Regions from separate parts of the Homo sapiens genome. Here all the other regions are linked to region 2. Evidence: chromatin loops called from intact Hi-C (ENCODE). Cell type or tissue: heart left ventricle. All regions are shown on one strand.

What was found. Hi-C counts contacts between places; a loop is a spot of excess contacts. Peaks named below come from ENCODE experiments on the same cell type or tissue, not always from the same donor. Only the 100,000 strongest peaks of a DNase experiment are listed, where the experiment ranks them.
Region 1: a loop joins it to region 2, with 2.7 times the contacts of the local background. A loop is called at or near these places in 7 of 110 quality-filtered maps.
Region 3: it touches region 2 in a loop (5-fold over the local background); 22 of 110 quality-filtered maps call a loop at or near these places.
Region 4: it touches region 2 in a loop (2.4-fold over the local background); 10 of 110 quality-filtered maps call a loop at or near these places.

What each region holds. Positions count from the first base shown.
Region 1 is chr6:14,878,078-14,882,077 of GRCh38, reverse strand. The region is part of intron 2 of LOC105374945 (a long non-coding RNA gene); the gene reads left to right. Among named protein-coding and RNA genes, the nearest start is that of JARID2-DT, 370 kb to the left of the region's middle. RefSeq lists enhancers at 1,313-1,822, 1,823-2,333. In heart left ventricle, a CTCF peak has its summit at 1,883; a DNase peak (open chromatin) is centred at 1,951; H3K27ac peaks cover 1,464 bases.
Region 2 is chr6:15,489,691-15,493,690 of GRCh38, reverse strand. All of the region lies in intron 6 of JARID2 (jumonji and AT-rich interaction domain containing 2), which reads right to left. Among named protein-coding and RNA genes, the nearest start is that of DTNBP1-AS1, 54 kb to the left of the region's middle. RefSeq lists an enhancer at 1,500-2,001. In heart left ventricle, CTCF peaks have their summits at 1,901 and 2,118 (motif pointing right); a DNase peak (open chromatin) is centred at 2,134; H3K27ac peaks cover 359 bases.
Region 3 is chr6:14,127,877-14,131,876 of GRCh38, reverse strand. CD83 (CD83 molecule) reads right to left here. Exons shown (of 5, transcript NM_004233.4): 3 at 129-357. Among named protein-coding and RNA genes, the nearest start is that of CD83, 12 kb to the right of the region's middle. RefSeq lists enhancers at 2,056-2,105, 2,736-3,334. In heart left ventricle, a CTCF peak has its summit at 2,160 (motif pointing left); a DNase peak (open chromatin) is centred at 2,148.
Region 4 is chr6:15,398,346-15,402,345 of GRCh38, reverse strand. All of the region lies in intron 2 of JARID2 (jumonji and AT-rich interaction domain containing 2), which reads right to left. Among named protein-coding and RNA genes, the nearest start is that of DTNBP1-AS1, 150 kb to the left of the region's middle. In heart left ventricle, no CTCF peak of the experiment used is centred here; DNase peaks (open chromatin) are centred at 1,525, 2,045 and 2,275; H3K4me3 peaks cover 1,374 bases; H3K27ac peaks cover 1,238 bases.

The DNA.
Region 1 (4,000 bases), 610 kb after region 2:
AGAAATGATCTTGCTAATTAGAGCAAGGTCCCAGGATATGATTAAAATTACATTGCTGGTGATTGGCCTCTTATATATTTTTTATATATACGGTTTTTACCTTACCCAGTTTCCAAATGGAATTTGATTTCATGTGATTCCATGAATCATTCTTGTTATTCCCAGCCCATCAATATCTAGGGGAAATGGCCATTTAGAATCAATGTCTTTATTTGTTCCATCTGGATAGTTATGAAATTTGAAAGCATTAGAACTCTTATGAAGAAGATGGTCCTTACCAAATTTCAGAAACAAAGATTGGATTTAGGCCCACCATAGCTTTATTCACGATGGGCTTTAATGATAGTATCTGAAATGGATTCACTAGAGAATGCGGTCCTGCCCTGGGGCCTCATGTTTCTGAACTGATGGAAACCGCTGGACGAGCAGAGCTGGGAGCTGGGAGAAGTCAGGATATTAACTAGGCAGCACTGGATAAATCACAAACCAAGATCCACAACTTCCTCAAAGGGTTGACTCATAGCATTGACCAGTGCCAAAGATCTACTACAATAGTAGCCTTAAAAAAAAAAAAGTTTCACTAAGGTCAAGAAGAACCATAAGCACTGCCTATGCATTAAATTAACACTGGGGAACATTTTTATCATAATGCAATACAATTTAGATTTTTCTCATTGTTTTCATTTTGGAGGGAAAAGTGAGCTCCTCAAAGCCGTTTGCTTAGTATGTGTGTCACCGATTTGGAGACCAGATGCTGGGAGATACTGGAAGTCTGTGTCTAGAGGGGACTCTGCCTGTGGAGCTGGAAAATCTTTCTCCTGACTCAGTTGCTCCACCCCAAAAGGATACCAAAAATATTGTGCAAAGAGAGAAAAGTCAGGATCTTGGTGAAGGGAGCAGCCTCCTCCATCCTTTTAATCAAAGAAAATTTCATGATTGTATCCTTACAGTCCTTTGTTGTAAGGTAAAGGCTGTAGAAAGAGATCCCAGCAGGCTGGATTAGACAAGGAAATCTCCACAATATAAAAGGAAATTGCCCTTGTCTCTAAAGGATGGGCAGGATTTAGACAGCTGGAGGCAAGAACATTCTCCATGGGGAAAGGGGCAGTGGAGATGGAAATGGGATTGATGGATTCCTGAGACAGAGGTCGGGAGCCTTGCTGTGAAAGAGGAAATGTGTTGGGAAATAGTAGGAACCGAAGTTTCTGGGCAGAGCAGGCCTTTATTATGGAGGGCCATGAAAGACAGGAAAAAAAGTTTCTGTTTAACCTTGCAGGAAGCTGGAAGCCATGGAAACTTTTCAGCAGGGGAATGACAATAACAAGACAGACTTGGAGACAGAAAGCCTGGATTTGGGGGCATTGTAATTGAGCGCCAATATCATGAAAATAAAATAAACAATAACAACAAAAACTGCTGAGACTATGGAGACTGATTTGTTATGGGAAGGGAAAGAAAGTGATGTCAAAGATGCCACCAGGGGTTGGACTAATAGAGACCAGGGCTACCCAAAGACACGAGGAGGGGCTGCTGGTCTGGAGGGAGGGTTGTGAGTTTTGTTTTGCCTGTTTGAGTTTAAGAACATGATGAGGAACCCAAGTGCAGCTCAACAGTGGGGCTGCTGCCTGAGCCCCTGGAGACTAAATCCGCTTAGAGGTGATGATTGAAAGAAAGTGTGAGCCTGGAAAAATGTTCTTTTAGAGAAAGCGTGAAGAAAGGAGAGCGGGGGCCCAAGACTGGGCCTTGGACTGGAGGCTGAAGAGGAACCTGTGAAGGAAACAGAATGTTCCCAGCCAAGGGCTCCCTGGTCCTGCAGGATGCCTTGCTGCCTGCTGCCCAGGGCACAGCAACCATTGCTACCAAAACAGTGCCAGCTCCAGCTTGCGGCAGAGAAAAGCGATGCAGGCCTGGAGGCCAGCAGCAATGTTGACATGATGTGCTACATTATTCGACCTACCCACCTTGGTGTCTACTTTAGGGCACCCTTTCAAATCCGGCGCTGTCGGGTGCAGTATCCATGTTACCAATGGTTTAAGCTGATAGTTTAGAAGGGCCCTGTAATTAGGGTTGCCAGATTTAGCAAATGAAAATATAGGATACTCAGTTAGATTTGACCAGATAAACCATGAATGTTTTTTAGTATAAGTATGTCCCAAATATCATATAATATATACTTGTATTTTAAAATGTGATTATTTCTCTGAAATTCAAATTTAACTGGGCATCTTGTTTTTCATCTGGCAATCTTTCTATACTCTGATAAATCTTCTGATCTCAGTTCTAAGGGGGCCATGATCACACCTTTTCTTGGCGAGTGGCCCCTCTTCCCCAAGACACATTTCATTCTCTTTTTTCCCTCCCCCACATTGAATCAGATGGTATTATTCAGAATACACAGGCCATTGTTCTACACCCACCATGTGCTTGGCAGGGCACAAGTTATTTTCACATATACAATATCAGTAGTTTGCAACTTGTTCAGGGGATATAGAACTTGAAAATCAGGTGCTTTTGGCAGACTATCACAGATGTAAAAATTTTTTTTTTTTTTTTTTTTTTTTTTTGAGACAGAGTCTCACTCTCTTGCCCAGGCTGGAGTGCAGTGGCATGATCTTGGCTCACTGTAACCTCTGCCTCCTGATTCTCCTGCCTCAGCCTCCTGAGTAGCTGGGATTACAGACATGCATCACCATGCCCGGCTAATTTTTGTACTTTTAGTAGAGATGGGGTTTCACCATGTTGGCCGGGCTGGTCTCAAACTCCTGACCTCAGGTGAGCCGCCCACCTTGGCCTCCCAAAGTGCTGGGATTACAGGTGTGAGCCACCGTGTCTGGCCATAAATGTAAAATAATTATACCAGCAATTCTGACAATGCCATGGAGGTGGGAAAGAAGCCCCAACAATGATTGAGACTGAAAGTTATGTGCGGGCATGCAATGAAACATTACAATAGAAAAATACATATATCCAAAGTACAGTCATGTTTTTAAGTCATTCCATTGATATTTTTGACAGGCAGTTTATTGAGATATGTGTTTTTGTTCTCCCTGTTGTATTTTCACCTTCCTCATTCCTGAGAAACTGAGTCTTGTCTTATAAGACCAAAGCATGACTTGTTGGTACCCAGAAGACAACTCCACCTGATATTTGTTGTAAAGGCCCTTTGAGTAGGATTACACTGGGCCTTCTGGGAAAGGAAAGGGATGAAAGAAAATGTTCACAGTTGAGAAATTGAATTGGGTTGGTGGGTAAGGAGTGGGGGAGTCCATGAAATTAAGAGCAGGACTGGCTTTGGGATCTCTAAACATGGGAGGTCCTGGGCCCTGAAGGGGTCTAGAATAAGCCAAGGTGGCATAAAAAAATTATTTTGAGCTGAAGGCATTTGAGTTCATGAAATCTCTTATCTGCCTAAAAGCAGAGCCTCCCAAAAGAACTCAGTTTTTATAAATCCCCTCCTTGGAAGCAATTCTAATCTTCTCTTCTTGGAAATGAGAAATTGGTACCACAGTCAAACAGATATTGTTACAAAAAGATCATTTTTCCCTTTTATTCTCCTATGGGCACATTTGTCTTTCTAAAAAGTCATTTGTTTTCCCTAAGTGCCATTTCTTCTCCATTTCTAAGTAGTCATTTGTTTTCCCAGAAGTGCCCCTCTGCCCCTCCCCTTCCCCTAATAGGGTAGCATATAAGCCCTGAATTCTAACCACCTCCTTGAGACTCCTTGAGTCTTTGTGAATTCCAGTGTGTACATATACAATTATAATCTGTTTTTTTTCTCGTCCTCATCTATCTTTTGCCAGTTTAGTTTGCACATCCCCAATCACCGCACCTAAGAGGGTAGAGGAAAAGTTTTTCCTCCCAGACAGTCCCTCTTGTGCCAAGTGCCTCCTGAGGATTGTGGCAGGTTGCCTGTAGGGTTAGGGTGGGGGTCCCATGGGTGTATCTGTGGACACAGTGGCTACATGGGGGCTCCCTGAATTCTTTCAGAGTAGGATGTGCT
Region 2 (4,000 bases):
CAGCAACAAAGGCTGGTGGGGCTGGGTGGGGGTGGGGGAATGGGCCTCAGGGAATCCAGGACCTTGGGGAAGGGCTCTATCTCAGGTTCAGACAGCAAAAGACAACACCTCTACAGTTGGCTCAATCTCCTTTTAACCTGTAGGGGTGCAATCTGTTTCAGCCCTACTCCCAGCACAAGAGTCTCCTTAAGGAGACGGACACAGTGCGGCTTCGTATATCGCTAATCAAAATGGCAAACTCCAGATGGTGCCGGACATAACCCAACTCCTGTGAGGTTCAGGCATCAGCCACCACTACTTGCTGAGGTTTAGTTCAGTGTTTTCCAAACCTGGCACCCCTAAAACCCTTAGGGGAGCTTCAAAATAATGTAAATCCCTTCCCTCTAGATTCTGTGCTAATTGGTGAGGATCAAGAAAGGGAATCAGTGTTTAAAAGCCTCAGATGTCTCAGTGTTCCCACAAATCCGTGGACCCTACCCTTCCCTAACACCGCTGTCCAAATACCAGAGTGCTATGTCTCTCATATTCTATCTCAAATAAGAGTGTAAGGCCTTTGGTTCCATCCATTCTGGCTTCTCGGGGGCACCTGAGTTCATGGCTAGCAATGCTACAGGGAAGTAAATTTTCAACACAGCTGAATTCTATATATCACTATCTTCAATGGCAAAAGGAACACCTTGTTTACATCTTTCTGAAAACCTAAATACTGAATTATTGGCAAGGTATACATTCAAATAACTTGCTTTATGAGAGAAATGAGTTGCAATATTTTCCTTCTTATTATAGGAGTTATCTTCAACAGTATCCACCCAGATATCACACACGCATGCCCATATAACAAGCTCAAAGACTAGATGGATCTCACCCACAACACAGACCAGCGAAGTTCAAACAATTACGAAGACTGAAAAAGGCAAGTGTCACTGGCCATCTTCCTCCTCGAAACCCAGAGGGTCCGTGTTCTATGCCCACCACGAGAGGCCACAGGGGAGCTGAAAAGCTAACATAGGAAGCCCCTTAAGCTGCTCCATGTGTCCTAAAAGGGAGAAATAAAACAGAACCAACAACCCAGCCAGCACCACCATTGTGGGGAAACCTGGGACCCACCAATCTAACAAAAGGACACCCCTTTTCCTGGCCTGGACTTGTCTATAAGGAGCCAACACTTAATCAGTACAAAAGGAAACAGAAGAATGGAGGAAGGCATTGTCTTACCTTGTTACCGAAGGTCTCCCTCAACCCACCTCTGTATCAATTAAAACCACACAGCCCCAGTTATGCAGCCAGTGCACTACAAGGAAGGCCACCGCTGCACGTCCTGAGGGATTCCACAGAAGAGCACACACAGGAAGTCATCTGAACTCACTGAAGAATTAGCGCCGACGTGGGCTACAGCAGGACCCTCCATTGAATGACAATACATTTCAGCTGAGCAGCTTTATACATAAGTGCTTGAAGTTACTCCTTCTCTCAGCTCTGTTGTGGATTTCTGGCTTCTCAGCCCATTGCCCCCAGCCCCCAACCCAGCTCTGCAGAAAGTGAGGTGTCTGCAGCGTGTGCTCCTTGGCCCACAGCCATCCGTCACCTGTATCTCAGGTGATCCCAGGCACACGGCCATGAGATATTAAAGCAATCCCTCCTAGTCATAAGAGAATGGTTTCAATTTAACAGGCAAGGTTGAGAGCATTTTCAAGTTACGTTCGGCCAGATGAGTACTGGCAACAATACCTCATTCTTCTTGCAGAAGGGATATAAGGTGAGAGATATGAAAGTCCAGGACATCAAACGTTCCTACCTGACTTTGTTCTTAATAACAGAAATTCCATCTTAAAAACTGTACCCAATCCACACTCTGTGTGCTTGCTTTAAGAATATAAAATCTCTCCCCTCCATCCTTATGGGTTTTTCTCCACCCCACCACCGACACACACAATATTTAAATCAACTCAGTATGATGACAGATGAAAAGGAGAAACATGCACTTCCAAGGCAGAGCAGAAGATGAGAAATGACTCTGATGTTTTTGGTTAACTAAGCAAAAATGTTTTAGTCGTTCAAGATTATGACGCTGTCCTCAGTTCAACCTCAGATTCACTGGCAAGTTCTTCTTCTCCACGAGAGGGAGCCGTTGAGCCGAGGCCTCTGCCAGCCTTTCAAAACAGAACCAGAGGCCCAGAGAGAGAAACAGTTGGTGGCTGGGGGTAGTCCATTTGCACTTTAAAACTTGAATCAAAAACAAAGAGCCTAAACAGAAGCGAAATGCACTGGACAGACAGTGAGTTATGGAAGGGGAGGAGCAGCCTGCTCAAACACTGACCGCAGCAGCAGATGGGCAGGAGCCTCCTAGCCAAGGCCAAGGCCAAGGCAAATGTGCTCTAAAAGAGATGCCTGGGTTCCACTGGGCAATCTAGATGTACCTATAACCTCTCCTCCCACTGAAGGCAATGTAACTGAGTCACAAATACCCCACCACCAGCAAGTGCAATTCAAATGACAAAATAATGTCATGAGAAGAAAACCTTTAACTTTTTTAAAAACTAATATGATTTTCTATGTTTCCTTCTCAATAGCCGTATTTTCCAGAACTTTAAAAGAATATTCTCAATTCCTTGGCCCTCTCTGAATCTTACTAGGGCAGGATTTTTCTGCAAGGCTTGTACATTTTCATATGAAAACCTCTTCAGTGACAGTAGCCTATAGCTCAATGGAAGGTCCTGCAAAACCAGTGGGATTAGCCAGTTGATCATTTTCTTCTCACACTCAGCCTCAGCGTAAGAAATGAGAATCACATGTGGCCACATCTGGTTCAATATCCTGGCTTACAAACCACACAAATTTCTACACAAGTACAAAACCTGCTCATGACTCTCTTGGAAAACTAATACTTCAAAACCCTTGCTAGAAATAAAGCTCGTCTGTTGGACTATCCTAAACTTGTTACTTTCTGTCACTGCATGTAAGCAGAAGTACTACTGCAGGAAAGCAACAGAAAAACACCATTTGCTCCTTGGTGAGACCCTTACCATACAACCAAATTATTACCCAGGGGCACTCCCAGCCCCATGACAATGCAATGTTATACAGGCATGTGCATTCCATGACAAAGACAGCTCATTTGGTATAATCGAGAGTAAACGGCCGGGGCCAGAGCCCTCTCACCAAGAAAAAGGCTTAGGTGAAGTACGCACTGGTGTGTTCTAACTCTCGGGTTCTAGGGACTCCATAAATCGCACACACTATCAAATGGCATTGCCCAGTTCGCACGAGGGGAAGTGGTTTTAGACTTGGAAGACAGGTGCATGCACCCACACAGTTCATTATAGCAAGCAGAGCAAAGGCACTTCTCGGCAGCACCCCCTAAAAATTACATTCCTCCACATTTCAATACAGTCACATTTATGCTTTTAAGCTGAACAATAACAAAAAAAAATCCACATATCATATTTGAAATGAAAGATCAGAGTATCCTCTGGGCCCATATCTTTCATGCAGTTGAAAAGATGAAAGGTCACAGTCTAATCACTTGTATCAAGCAGTCACAAGGGAATCTACAATTTGCTTTTACTGACCTTATTTTCAGAGTACTTAACTAATAGGATCTGAGGGTTTGAAAATTTTCCTTTTATTTCTCACAATGTCCCTGGTATAAGGAGTTGGCCAGACTGGCTCCAAAGGAATAATAGGGCCCAGGAAGGTTAAATATCACATCTCAAGTCTCATTGAAGGTCAGAGTCAGAGCCAAATTAGAATCTGGAGCCATGGGTCAACCCATCTGGGCTGGTTAGACTGGAACAGGGAAGGAGGAGGAGAGGGAAGAGGGAGAAAGTGGGGAAAGGGTGACAGGAGAGGATCCCCGTCAACACCTGCAGGATGCCCTGCATGAGCACATGGCGCTCCCTGCAAGGACTCTACCCTGAGCCCCGGAAGCAGCTGAAACTCCTGCACTAACTCAGAGGACAGAGGCCGGCTGTGTGAGGGGCACCCCAGGACCTCTTTCCTG
Region 3 (4,000 bases), 1.4 Mb after region 2:
CCACTTTCAGCCACAGATGTGATCCAAAGCTCTAGAGCTACACTCCAAAAGAGAGGAACGATTTTAGGACCTAAAGGAAGTACACATGCATTGTTCAAGAAGAAAACAAGTGCAGCAGGTCACCTCACCTGTCACTCTCAAGATCACCTTGCCACTTAGGTTTCTCTGCCCATCCGGGTCCTGCAGAGTGCACCTGTATGTCCCCGAGTTGCAGCTGGTAGTGTTTCGGATCTTCAGGGAATAGGGCCTTTCATTGGGGGCGTCGAAAGAACCATTTTGCCCCTTCTGATGATAGTGCTGTCCCCTGAGGTGGTCTTCCTGGGGTGTCTCCATCCTCTCTTCACCACCCTCCAATAACTGTGAAGAAGGAATCAGAGCGCATCACGGTCCACTGCAAGCACTCCAACTCGACACCAATGTTTCCATTTTGTTTTCAGAAGATCCAGCCTCAACTTATGTTTGTAAAACAAGACGTGATGCTTTTGTGTGTGTGTGACCTCTGGGGGAGGAAAGATCTATGAAAATTCCCAAGGCTACATCTTCGGAATATATCAGGACTACATCTCATGATTCTATCATAAGTATCCCAATTTCCACCCTATATTAGGGAGAGAGAGTCACTGTTGATGACAGTGATATGCTGTGTGTGAATCTTGCTGGATTATATTTTGTGTCTATGTATACATGTATAGATAGGACTGTTCTGTATTAAATGTTCTCTTGTTTTCTTCAGATACCAACTCACCCACTGAATGATTCCTATTTTTGTATCCCAGCCTTTTATTTGGAAAAATTCCTAAATCTGTTATGATCCTTGCCAGACAATTCAACTAAAATCAGATAAGCAGATGAGCAACGCCTCCTGCGAACAGTCACCTTGTTCCTCAAGGGCTGTGTCTCTGTGTGGTCATGCCTGACGTCGCCGAATGTGCCACACCTTTTCTCTGTACTATGGCAGTGAGACAGCTGAGAAGCATGCTTTATAGAGAGTGTATGTGTCAGATCATTTGCTGCTCATATCAAACTCCACATGGAAGGGCAGTAACAGCTGACTTCACTGTACTCAGGACAGACCAGCCGGACTTGGGGAGATGCCCAATTTAGCCAGACATTTTATCTGGCTGGCTTTCTTTTTTTCTTTTTTGAGACAGGGTCTCGCTCTATCACCCAGGCTGGAGAGAACTGGCTTGATCATGGCTCACTGCACCCTTGGCCTCCTGAGTCAACCTTCTGGTACTCCCACCTCAGCCTCTCCAGTAGCTAGGACTAGAAGCCTGTGCCACCACACCTGGCTAATTTTTATTTGTTTGTTTTTTTAGAGGCAGTGTCTTGCTCTGTTGCCCAAGCTGGTCTTGAACTCCCAGACTCAAGCGATCCGCCCGCCTCGGCCTCCCAAAGTTCTGGGATTACAGGCGTGAGCCACCGTGCGCGGCTTGCTTTCTGTGAATTCTTTGTGATCAAACTGGTGGAGTGTCCACAGCATCTCCCACTGCATAGATTAGGCTCATACCACATTCACCATTAATTCTCTCTTTCCTAGACATATTTTTAATTTGCCTAATTAACTTGCTAAGTTGCTCCTCCATTGAAATACTTTAAAGCTTCTAAAATGAATGTACACATGCAGTAAAGCAAATCCTTGTTTTCAGCCTTCCTGGGCAGCCCTTCAACAATGACATCCCCTAGCAGCACCTGAGTTTCCCTTTGCTGGTTGGCTGGGGACCAGCAGGGAGCCCAGGATTAAGTGACATTCCTTACCTGTCCCTAGCATGATAACTGCACCCAAGAGCCACCTTAGGGAAGGAGACAGAGATTATCAGGGCCCACTGCCACTGTCTTTGCTTGCACCTATCAATGATGAATCTCCCGTTCTGGGAGCACCCTACAACTCTTCTCTGACTTTTAGGAAGGAACTCAGTGTAGGGAAAGAGATAACCAAGGAGTTAGGGGAATACTCTGAGAAGCAACTCAGGAAAGAAAATACATACACATGGGCACGTGTGCACTCGTATACACACACACACACACACACACACACACACAGTCATTTCTGCTTCATTTATTAATTCAGAGCATATACCACAAGGTCACCGGAAAGCTCAGGCTCCAGCCCTGGTGTTTGTGAGCATTCCTGTAGAGTGGGCTACAGAGACATCTGGTGGCAGATTGATCGCTCCTGCAAGAAAACCTGCTCAGCTCCCTCCCAGCCCTGAGCTGAGATGAACGGCTCTTCTCAGGCCGAGTCTGCGGACATAAATCCCATTTCTTGATGGTCCTTTTTGTGTGGAAAGATTCCTTCCTAAATAATCAAGAATCTATGGGAGGAAGCTAAAAGACTGGGGCCCATAGGTGTGCAAAAATAAAGCACAAAAAGGAGGTGGGGCCAAGGAAATTTAGAGGAAACTAACAGTGTCCATCTGATTCCAGAACACATCTAATTTAGCACCATTTTTCCCTTTTCAAGCCTAAGTAAACCATAAACTGAAGCCTCGTCATGGGCTCACACTGCTTGCCTCTCCCTTCCGCTGCCTGGCAGAGCGGCTTCTTCCTACCAGGCAAGGGCTTTCAAGAGACCAGAGACCGAGGCCCATCCAGGGCCAATCTGTGTCTAGGATGGCCTGAAAGGCCAGTTTGAAATAATTAGCTCGGCCCAGTCCCTGCAGTCCCCATTCCGATGTCCAATCTTGCTTTTCTTTTTCTAAATTAACCTCCAAATGCGAGTGTAGCTGCAACAACCGTTTTGAGATTATTCACCCATGGTTTTCTCCTGGGAAGCTCCTCTCCCATCCAGCAACCCCTCCCTCAGCTCAGAAAGGCCCATCTGAAAGTCAAGATCAACACTGTGAACCCCTCTGGAGCTGGTAGAAACATAAACTATTGTGTCTATTTACATAAAGATGGCCCCATTATTGTGTTAGCTGCTGGGAACTGTTGAAGCAAAAAGGTGCTGGTGATCAAAACTGGCTGGCAGTAACTTCTGCCTATTTGCAGAGAATTCATTTTAAAAATCAGCAGCAACACCAATAAAATTTATTTGACGGTTAGATTTCCAAGGGCCTCTGGCAAAACCGTCAGTGGGCCGCTAGTTATTTTTAAATGGCAAAACAAAGGCAGGGTGAGCCATAAGAACAGAAGGAAGAATCAAGGGAGAAGGCAAAACAAAGAACCTCAAAGCGACCTGCAGAATTCTGATGTGCTGCCACCAGTGGGATCATGGCAAAATATCTCAACTCTCACAGGGTCATCTTCCAAACACCCCTTTTCCTAAATGACCCAGAGAACTATCCGCAAAACCTAGGAACTCTTGCCAAACCAATGAACAGCGCTGTTTGCCTAATAACTAACTACAGCAAAAAGAATTCCCTGTAAATTCATACATTGCACCTGGAAATATTTCATAACCCTCCCTCTAACTTCCAGTTTTAGGTATATACATTTTCAGCTAAACTTTCTCTTGTGACCCCCAGCTGTGGAATTTGGGGTTTATCCACAGCTGCAAAAGGCGTGGTAGTTTTTATGTTAATGTTGCATGCTCAGAATGGGGGTGGGGCCCTAGCAGGATCAAGGGACCGTATGCAAAAGCTCATATCATTATCATCAGATACGTGGCCAGGCAGCTATCACCCTGCTTTATCAGATGAGCTAACTGTGGCAGAGGCACCACCAAAAACTGGAGGGAAATTTCAGTGGGAGGAAAACGGAGTAACAGCAAATGGGCCATCCCCACTTTGCTTTGTTTTATGAGTTCTCATAAACATTGGAGCTCACTCAAAATCAACCACTGGCAAGAACAGCTCTTTAAACATTCCAAATCTAAAAGTGTTCCATTGCTTCTCTGCAAAACCATTTTAGGAAATAGTAATTTATAACAAAAGGAACCCTCAGATTCATTCACAGCCAACCATAATTGACAGGAACTATTTAATGCACGCTTCACAATGCTAATATTGTAGTACAGTGCGCTAAAGCACAACACAATTTCAGCAAATTAATTACTCAA
Region 4 (4,000 bases), 91 kb after region 2:
ATCTTTACCCCACAAATGTAAGGTACCAAAAGAAACCAGGTATCCAATTTGAGCCAGGCTCTCCAAAGATAAGCAAAGCTGCTGCTTTAACTCGATCGACAAGTGCCATAAAGTTATCGGTTTGTGTACTAATCTGTAATGATAAATGGGCAAAGCTCCACAAACTTTGTGTCCTGACTGACACCATAATTTGTAGATAAATAAACAGCCACACCCTTTGCCCTGAAACCTCTCTGGGCTGCCTTCATTCCCTAGGATAAAAGGAATCTCTTGGAAGTTCTAAGTTCTGTTTTCTTTGTAGCATGACTAGGAGGGACAGTAGTTCCCCTGTTTCCTTATTACCTCACTCACATATCAAGAAATCAACTGCCCTCCTACTTTTCAAATGAATATATTCAGAGAGGATTAAGTAGTCCATTCAAAGTAAAAAAAAAAAAAAAAAAAAAACTGCTGACAACAAATAACTTCAGAAAGGCCTACTGCCTCCCAGAGCAGCATTCTTTCCACTACTGAAATATAATGAATGGAAGCAGTACAGAAAGCAGCACTATAGGAATGTGGCCATGGAATCTGCTAAGATTTGAGGCACCAAACATTGAAGGTTCCTGAAATTCATCTGTGTTTACAGACAGTAATACAGACATGAATTAATGCACGAAATTCGGGAGAAGAATCAAGAGCACTCGAAGTTTAAAGGTCTCAATCCAGAACCACTTCAGGTCTCAGGATCTATTTGCATGCCTCAGTTTCCTCCATCTTTCAAGGAAAGATGATGGAGGAAGAAAAAGAAAGGATTAATGGAAATGAAAGCAAACATGCTGTTTATGAAGGAAACCAGAGCTATGGTGAGGATGAACTAATTAACTTTAATCAAACATTTATTTTTAAATGCTGGGAAATGATCAGATAAATTGGTAATAAAATAAAAGGGACCAGCTATAGCTGGATGGCATTCAGTCTCCAGAGAAATGTCTAAAGTCATACAAGCCTGATTGAAACTGCAGCTTTGGCCAAAATGGTCAACAGAGCTTAATGCTTTAAGAGCGACATTAATTCTCTCTTGTAAATTTCCACAGTGCCTTTGCAGGAGCCACCATTGCCCCTAGGGAGGATATCAAAGCTAAAAGAATATTAATATTAAGCAAATTGCAACACTTTTTACATAGTCTCTCATATATATATATATATATAGCACCTTGCCATCCACAATGGATTTAATCAGGACCCCAGCAGGGAAACCCACAAAGGCCTATTTCTCCAACAAAAGCCATACCAGCCTGAAACAAATCTAGAGCTATTTGGTTTGTCTTTTATTTATAGGAACAGACCTTCTATCCCAGGTTCCTCAAGATAAGCCACCAAAAACTGCACCTGACAGACCCGTGGAGCAGCCATCCTCAGAGCCGGATCATTGCAGAGAGACAGAGAGGAAGAAGGACAGAGGGAGGGAGGGAGGAAGAGCGCAGTGAGGCAGGCTCCGGAGCACTTGTCAACAATCCTCCCCTGTACGTAATAAGCAAGCGGCAGTGCAGATTCCGCGCGGCAATAGGACGGCCAGAACAGCAATGGGGCCGAGGGGGAGGGGAGGCAGCCAGGAGAGAAGGTTATTTATGTGCAAGGGAGGGAATCGAACACCAAAGAGGAGGGGTCTCCGGCTGGCTCCCCCCACCCTGATAAATTAAAATGAGAAAAAGGAAAAGAGTCACTAGCTTTTCATCCTGCCATTTCCCCAACCTGCAATGCAGACAAATCCGAAGTATAGAATTTCTGACATATGGGGGGAGGGGGACATTCACAGTTTAATTGTGCACACTTTTGTGTCCCCAGCCGGTCAGATGCCCCCACCCCATTGCCAAGCACACCCCACCCCCACAGACAGCGGACTCCAGGGCGCAGTTTCAATGGCATCCCTTTTTAATATCATAATCTGTGTCATTCAGCACTTGCCTTTTATTTATTTTTATTTGTTTTTTTGGCTGGGAAACCTGGGCAGCTCTCCAGACAGACTGCAGAAATCTCTTTCCACATGCTCCTCCTCCAGCCCGCCCTCCCCCTTACTCTGATTCCAGCTTCCACGGAGCCTCATTACTTATGAAGTGACCGCATGGGCCACCGCTGCCCCCACCAACAACAGAGGGGCACCCCTCCCCCTGCCCTGCGCAGGCCCCTCCCCGAGGCACATAAATTGATCTAATCTAATCAAACAGAAGCTGTTTTCTCTCATTGTTTCTTGAGGATCTTTCACAGAACTGGCTCTGTGGTCTGGCAGCTGCTGGGAGGGGTGAAAAAGGCAGGAGTCCAACTGAGGGCTGGCCAGCTCCCTGGCCTCAGACAACTGGAGTACACATCTCCTTTCATATGTTATAGCTTTTTGATTTTTAAAGTCAATTTTCTTGAAGCCTTTCTTTGAACTTCAACCAGCAATGATAATGTCCAAAACACATGCTCTCAACACTACCACATGCTTCTCTTCATGCCCTTCCAATGGGAGGAAGATGGTGGCCAAGTCCACATGGCACTGGAAGTTTTCCTCAGATGCATCCAGAGGAAATGGAAACATGCCTTACTAATACTTTCAGTTTCTTCTTTCCTAGTTGTGGAACCATCTAACGAGGACCTTCTGGGTTCTAATACTTCACACACAGTAACTTATTTATACCTCACAAAAACCCTGAAGGTAGATGTCAACTTTGCTCAGGAGTGAAGTCACCCAGGCTAGCGGGTATTCTCTCCACAATGGCCAACTCTTGTTTCCTAAATAATTAAAGCTCATGAACATGCCACAACTTCTTACATCAAAAATATATAAACATAAATATATATATACATGTACATAAACACACACACACACACAGACATCACGAAGGTAGATGATGGTCCTCCTTAGTGTCTAGTTGATATCCACCACTTTAAAATCATAATTATACATAGGGCCTCAGAGATACTCTACTACAATTCCCCCACTTCATAGATGATGAAACTGTGGCTAAAAACAAGTTTGTCTCTTAGCAAAGGTCACAGAGGTAGCTCCTATGTCTCAACAGACAGGAGGCTATCCGAGAACCCAGTGGCACTGGGGAAGAAGGGGTGGGGTAACCTCAATATACAATTCCCTACAGAACATAGAAGGCTGGAGAAGAGGTGCTCTCCAATGGCTGCCAGGGTGAGCCCCCAGAGCAGACCCTTATTTAGTGCTCTACAGTGCAGCACGTTCCTGTTAACAGTGAACAAGTGTTTGGAATGCACCCCACTACAGCGTAAGTCATACAGAGTCAATTAAAGGACATTCGGGGGATGACTATTTGGCCTTTTTCCTCTTCCTTCTACTGGGACATGTCTTTTGGCTGCTTCAATGATCAACAGCACCCAAAGCAGAGAATTGGAAAGGAGACCTGAGGCAGATATTCTGATTATGCTAATTCTCAGCAAGGTTGGTAAGAAAAGTAGAAACGCCGAGACATAAACAGTTGGCCAGAAATGAAGTTTCAGAATCACGTATGATTAGTGGTTTTCCTGAACACCCCCAGTTCTGTCACTCAAACACTCAGAGTGCACACAGGCATCAGCACTAATAAAACACTATCTGCCCCTTTCCTATCTCCACTGCTTCCTCCTATTCTAGTCAATTAAAGAGAAACGGGTATTTAAATTTTAAGAAATAAGAAAAGCCTGACCATCGTCATTACTTCCTGATCATGCAGGCAATATTTCCTAAAACACAGTACATGCGAGTCAGTCCTGTGTCTGTCAGGCCAGGAAGGAGACTTAACAAAACTCTCCGTTGTAAATAGCCATAAGTTTTAGACTGTTTACATGAAATGTTGGTCCCCTACTAAAGAAGAAACATGCAAACTACCCTATTAGACTCACAGCATCCTCTGGAAGACCAAGAATAACACTAAGAAATGGATTCAATTTAGGAATAACAACACAACTTACAATATTTAAAGACAAGAAAGAGCAGAGGGCGGAAAGACTGGGGAAGAACTTTTCTTTGCTC